Linked DNA regions of Homo sapiens: region 2 is linked to region 1. The links are chromatin contacts, found by Hi-C or POLR2A ChIA-PET in ENCODE. All regions are on one chromosome and are shown on one strand. The core of a region is the stretch at or near the end of the contact, and the rest is flanking DNA. Distances in the headings are between cores, read along the strand shown.

Region 1 (3,190 bases), core at 440-2,939:
TGACTGCATGCTGTGCAGACAATTCACCTCTCCCACAACTCCCCTACTCTTGCCCCGCTTCCCTGGGGACAGGCAAAAGCTGTGTTTGTCTCTCTCCTTTCCCCAGGACCGACTGATGTTCCCACGGATGCTAATGAAACTGGTGAGCCTCCGGACCCTGAGCAGCGTCCACTCAGAGCAAGTGTTTGCACTGCGTCTGCAGGACAAAAAGCTCCCACCGCTGCTCTCTGAGATCTGGGATGTGCACGAATGACTGTTCTGTCCCCATATTTTCTGTTTTCTTGGCCGGATGGCTGAGGCCTGGTGGCTGCCTCCTAGAAGTGGAACAGACTGAGAAGGGCAAACATTCCTGGGAGCTGGGCAAGGAGATCCTCCCGTGGCATTAAAAGAGAGTCAAAGGGTTGCGAGTTTTGTGGCTACTGAGCAGTGGAGCCCTCGCTAACACTGTGCTGTGTCTGAAGATCATGCTGACCCCACAAACGGATGGGCCTGGGGGCCACTTTGCACAGGGTTCTCCAGAGCCCTGCCCATCCTGCCTCCACCACTTCCTGTTTTTCCCACAGGGCCCCAAGAAAAATTCTCCACTGTCACTCTGTGGTATGGCCATAAATGCCTCAGCGCCGCCTCACTGATAGGTCTGGTACTGTTTGAACAGGAAGATCAAAATGAATACAAAATGAGAGAAACCAATTTCTGGATTGGGGGTGGGGACACGGTAATAGAGGAGGAAGCCTGCGATCTTTAGGATCCGCCTCCAGGCCCAGAGGAGGGAGAGTCACAAATGACAGCCTTGGCCGTGAGAGGGGGCCTCTTCTTACTAACCCCCACTGCGCCATATGGGTAAATGGAATGCTGAGGCTTAGGCGCCCCCTTCCCCTGCTGGGATCCGGGTAGGATCCGGTTGCCTTTCTGCGGTGGAGGAGGAAGTGTTGGATTTCAGCGCTAAGGCGTCGGCGGTGCACCTCACGTGCATGTGTAGCATGCCTTGGTTTTTCCTTTGGCATCTGAAAAAGGCACAACCTGAAAGACCTAGAACCCAGTGTCGGTCCCCAGGCCCTTTGGGACAGGAAGAGAAGAGCCGTGTGGCCGCGGGGAGGATGTCCTGAGGCGGGGCTGTCCTCGCGGACTGACTGGACTCCATCTCCCAGCGGGCGCCGCGGCGCGGCCACGCCCCCCCACTCCCCGCGCGCGCCCGGTGGAGGTAACCGCGGCCGCGCGCCCCCCTCTGCCCCCGCTGCCCAGGATTGGTAGGCTCCACCGCTCGGCAGCCGGCTTCCCTGCTCGGACGCCGAGCACCGCCAAAGCGCGTGAGTGGGGGGTGGGGACTGGGGGATGGGGAGCCCGTCAGGAAGTCTCAGGGGCCGATTATCTTGGGAAGTGACTTTCAGAGGAATCCCCATGTCGTCGAAACGGGCGCTATGACCCCGTCGGGTGAGAGTCTCTCTGAGCAACCCAAACAGAAGGTACTGCTGTGGGTCCCCCACTTGGCACGCGACGGCGCTGGGTCGGCCTGGCGCGCCCTCCCGCGCCCACGGGCGCTAGGCTAGGTCTGTGCGCAGCCGCTGTCTCCCGAGGTCGGCCCCGCCCCGCGGCGCTCGGCTCGGTGCAGCCCCGGCCCCCCGGGCTGAATGGTACGGCCCCGGCCCCGGCCTCCCCCTCCGCACCCCGCGCGAGTGGTGCGTGCCCCCCAGTGCAGACGCGGAACTGGCGCCCGCTCGGAGCGGCGCCGCGCTGGGGAGCGACTGACGCCCCGCTGCCGGGGGACGTCGGGCTGGGCCTGGCCAGTCCCCCAGAGCTTGGGAGGTAGGAGAGTCTGGGCCGGTGGGGTCCTGGGCGAGCGTCTGGGGACTCCGAGCGGGAGACGGGCTCTGAGAGGACACCGTGGCTCTTGGAGGAAGGGGTCTCTCAGGAGGCCCTGGGGGAGTGTGAAGGGGCGTGGGGACGGGGGTCTGCCGAGGAGGGGCGGGGACGGGGATGGGGGCGCCCCGGGCAGAGGAGGGGGCTCAGGCTACTGGGCTTGGTTCCTGCCGAGCGGGCGGCTCGGGTTCAGGTTCGGGGCGGGGGCGGGGGCGGGGGAGAACTGTCCAGCAGGTGAGGGGGCGGGCAGAGCTGGCCAGCCCTGGGGCCGAACCCGCACAGCGCTTGGCGGGTGTGCTTGTGCGTGTGCGTGCTTGCGCCTTATTTTTGGCTAGAATTTGGAGAAACACGTTTGGTTCTCAAGAAATTTTTTTTTTAACTTGATATTTCAAAATTGACTTGCTGGAGAGAGAACACCATTTCATCTTTCTGCAATCGCTCTCCTCCCCATCCTCGTGTATCTACCTTCTTCCACCTTTCCCTGCCCTCCCCTCTACCCCAACCCTGCCAGCTGCCAGCCTCCTTGCTCCAGTTCTCCCATACGCTGGACCAGTCTGTGCTGATGAGCTTGCAAGGTCACTGCCTGGGGAGGTAGAGGAGGGGAGGAGAGCCTCCTGTTGTGTTCACGTCAGCAGAGATGTCATATCGCTCTCTGGTTCCTGTGGTTTTACTGTGAGATCCTGTCCAAAATGAGGGACGAATCCAAAGGGTTGGTTAGCATGGCTATTTCTGCTGAAAAGGCATAGATAACTTAAAAGTTTGTGAATCCTAAATCTACCTCTGGGTGGAGCTGATGGTGATGTCGGACTTCAGCAGATAGATATGCATTTTGAGCTGGATGCTTTTGGAATACAGGAAGATAGGAACCAGAGGCTCTACGTTAGTAAACATGGTTGAGGCAAGAGGCAGAGTCGGAGCCTCGTTGGTTGTGAAGACAAGAGTGTGAGTTGTGGGTGATGTTAGAGGATTTAGTCTTTAGAGGAGTTAAAGGTGTTAGTCTTTTTGGGGAGGGGAGAGAGGAGAGAATGAGAAGGAAAATCTTAGTTATCTTTGCAATCTGAATAACTGAAGGCAGTGGCTGCTGATCAGATGTGAACTCTGGCTAAAAATTTATCCTACCACCCGTAGCTAGAATAATAACAAGATCTCAGGGTCCTTGTGGCTCTGGAAGGAAATGATTGTGAGTGACTTGAGTTTCGTCAGATAGTTGTCAGTGGAGAGGGACTGAGATCCCACCAAGGCTAGAGAGGCCTGATGCGTACTCAGTAGGAGGTGCTTCAGGCCTGATCTTTGAGATTTTGGTTGGAGAGGGCTCCGGGTTTTCAATGTAAAC
Region 2 (3,190 bases), core at 284-2,783, 330 kb before region 1:
GAAGGCAATTAAAAAAAAATCAGATTTGCTGGACTTCACACCAAATACCAAATTAGTAAATTTGCCTCAAGACACTAAGCCCTGCTCCTACTTTGGCTCTGTCCTTTTAACCTCACCACATCCAAACTTAGAGTGACTCACAGGAGCCTAGAATTGAGACACATATACAATTTTAAGGGAAAGCAAGAATTAGGAGGTTTGAGGCTCCTTACTGGAGGACGCTAAGAATAGGCCACTCGGAACACAAAGAGAAGAACCTCCTCTTTCCTTTTCCTCCCAGTGTAGGTGGTCTACTGGTTTCCCAGTCATTCCTTTGATAGCTTGATTTTGTTTTCTTTGTCTCTTTTTCACAAACCTCACCTTGTTGGAGGGGGAGGGCACTAAAAAAGTGAGGACAGAGTGGCTTTTTCTGCTATGTCTGAACTGTGTCTAGTGCTACAGATCTCTGACCTGTTGTCAGGAGTGGAGAGGGGCGAAAAGAAATATTTAGGAACTTGAAAACCAGTGAATATTCTCTTAAAGAAGAAGTGAGCAATTGGGCATATAGGGAAAAAAATCTAACTGGTGTCCTCGTTTCTGCAGCCCCTCTCCCTCAAGAAGAGCAATGTCTTGGTAGGAAAAAGGAAAGACACCTGGGAAAGGTACCAAATAGTAAGGGCTAGGAATAGAAAGAAGAACCAAAGATAAAAAGGAATTGAGCCTGGGCGCGGTGGCTCACGCCTGTAATCCCAGCACTTTGGGAGGCCTGAGGCAGGCGGATCACCTGAGGTCGGCGGATCACCTGAGGTCAAGAGTTTGCAGACCAGCCTCGCCAACATGGTGAAACCCCATCTCTACTAAAAACACAAAAAATTAGCCAGGCGGAGTGGCGGGCGCCTGTAATCCCAGCTACTTGGGAGGCTGAGGCAGGAGAATCGCTTGAACCCGGGAGGCGCTGGTTGCAATGAACCGAGATCACGCTACTGCACTCCAGCCTGGGCGACTGAGTGAGAATTGAGAAGAAATGGCAATTAGTTCAGAGGACTTAATGAGTACCTTTTGTGTGTCCAGCCGTCATAGGCAGAAAAGACACATCTCTGACCTCTAGAAGCATCCAGGGTATATGCATACGTAAGCACTTTGTAGCAATTTAAGATAGTAAATACCAAAGAGATAAAAATAGCTAATGGGATACTAAGTGTTTATGGGGGCCAAAGGGCGGGGGCTATTACTGAGTTAGGATAAACAGTGTATAAAAGCAGGGATAGTTATGAAATTCAGAAACTGCGTATATGGGCGGCTGACAGTAATTCTTCGACACTGGGAAACATAACGGATTCAAAAGAATTCTTCATCTCAGATTCCTCTAAAACCAAGTCTTCAAGAATGGGAGTCCAAAGAAACCTGGACCATCGTGAAGCGACTGCCCCCGGAACTTGAGTGGCCAGCTCCACTTTGCGACACGGAGACTGTTTGTGTGACACCTCCTCCAGCTCCCGTCCCCCTTCCGCCGCGTGGGTGCCATGGCAACGGAGAGAGACGGCAACCTGGGTTCCGGAAGCCGGAGAGCTGGAGCTTTGAAGCCACCCCGGTCAAAGGATGCTGAGTCCGGAGCGCCTAGCCCTACCGGACTACGAGTATCTGGGTAGGAACCCCCTTTAACTTTGGGGAGGGAAAGACGTGCAGACGAATTAGGCCAGGGTCTGGGAGGAGGCGGGGGCGGGGTCTGAGTGGGATCGGGTCCGGGTGGTATGGGGAGGGGCGGAGAGGCGGGGGTTCCAGGGCCTGAGCCTGTAAGGCCGAGCAGGAAGGAAAAAAGCACCTGGGAAGTAAAGAATGTTTGAAGTGTAGGGGCTGGAACTCAGGCAATGTGGATTGTGTTCAAATGGGTCAGGTTGGCGTTGAGGATTTGGGGCCCTGTTGGGGTATTATTGATATGCTGGTAGTGGAGTAAGAATAACCTTGGAACCTCAAGTGCCAAATCAGTCAGCGAACATTTCGAGCTTTTCTTTTTCATTAGGCACTGTGCTAAGCATTTTTCATGCATCATTCTTCATTTGAATTTCTCAACAGCCCTAGGAGGAATTACCGTGTTTTCTTCCAGTTTTGCAGGTGGAGAAACTGGGGCTGAAGAGGTAACTTGCGTTAAGTTAGGCCACACAGCTAGAAAATGGTAGCGCTAGGATCAGAACCGGATTTGCCCACTCCAACAGAACTTGAGATATTGACTTGGCTCTTGAGCTAAGACTGTATATGTAGTACTTTGTTGAGCATCTTTAGTGTATAAGGCATTTAATGAATGAAAAAAGGCACACACACGCATAGATATGTACACACACACACATATGCACACAATACACATTTTATTTTATTTTATTTTTGAGACGGAGTCTAGCTCTGTCGCCCGGGCTGGAGTGCAGTGGCGCGATCTTGGCTCACTGCAAGCTCCGCCTCCCGGGTAGCTGGGACTACAGGCGCCCGCCACCTCGCCCGGCTACTTTTTTGTATACTTAATAGAGACGGGGTTTCACCGTGTTAACCAGGATGGTCTCGATCTCCTGACCTCGTGATCTGCCCGCCTCAGCCTCCAAAAGTGCTTGGATTACAGGCGTGAGCCACCGCGCCCGGCCACAATACACATTTTAAATAATTCATAGACTTTTATTTTTTTAAAGACGTTTTGTTTTGTTTTGTTTTGTTTTTTGAGACAGAGTTTCTCTCCTGTTGCCCAGGCTGGAGTACACTGCAACCTCTGCCTCCCGGATTCAAGCGATTCTCCTGCCTCAGCCTCCCGAGTAGTTGAGATTACAGGCATGCGCCACCACGCCAGGTTAATTTTATATTTTTAGTAGAGACGGGGTTTCACCATGTTGGTCAGGCTGGTCTCAAACTCCTGACCTCAGGTGATCCGCCCACCTCGGCCTCCCAAAGTGTTGGGATTACAGGCGTGAGCCACTGCACATGGCGAGAAGTTTTAAGTTTACAGAAAATTGAGCAGATAGTACGGCGAGTTCCCATATACCTTGGGTCTCCCTCACTCACAGTTTCCGCTATTATTTACATCTTGCATTAGTGTGGTACATTTGTTACAATGGATAAACATATATATTTATAATATATAATAATATATTATATATTATTATTATTATATAGATATATTATTATAGATACATATTATTAACTAAAGTCCATAGTTTACATTAGGGTTCTT

The links. A loop is a pair of places that touch in the nucleus more often than their neighbours do. ChIA-PET counts read pairs that join two places held with the same protein, here RNA polymerase II (POLR2A). Pooled maps may share reads with other maps.
Region 2: a pooled map shows a loop between it and region 1 (20-fold over the local background). The contact joins the promoter of CSTPP1 here to the promoter of MADD in region 1. A Hi-C loop is called at or near these places in 3 of 37 single-sample maps with no recorded cell type and 13 of 50 pooled maps. POLR2A ChIA-PET finds 5 or more read pairs at or near these places in 2 of 52 experiments (A549 and activated B cell).

What each region holds. Positions count from the first base shown.
Region 1 is chr11:47,268,444-47,271,633 of GRCh38, forward strand. It overlaps MADD (MAP kinase activating death domain), which reads left to right and starts at 1,690. Exons shown (of 37, transcript NM_001376571.1): 1 at 1,690-1,803. It overlaps NR1H3 (nuclear receptor subfamily 1 group H member 3), which reads left to right. Exons shown (of 10, transcript NM_005693.4): 10 at 107-590. The coding sequence ends at 253. MADD-AS1 (MADD antisense RNA 1) reads right to left here. Exons shown (of 3, transcript NR_120569.1): 2 at 2,636-2,698; 3 at 2,214-2,537. RefSeq lists enhancers at 872-981, 1,455-1,749 and silencers at 1,132-1,241, 1,452-1,981.
Region 2 is chr11:46,935,228-46,938,417 of GRCh38, forward strand. It overlaps CSTPP1 (centriolar satellite-associated tubulin polyglutamylase complex regulator 1), which reads left to right and starts at 1,534. Exons shown (of 9, transcript NM_024113.5): 1 at 1,534-1,624. The coding sequence starts at 1,579. RefSeq lists an enhancer at 1,392-1,601.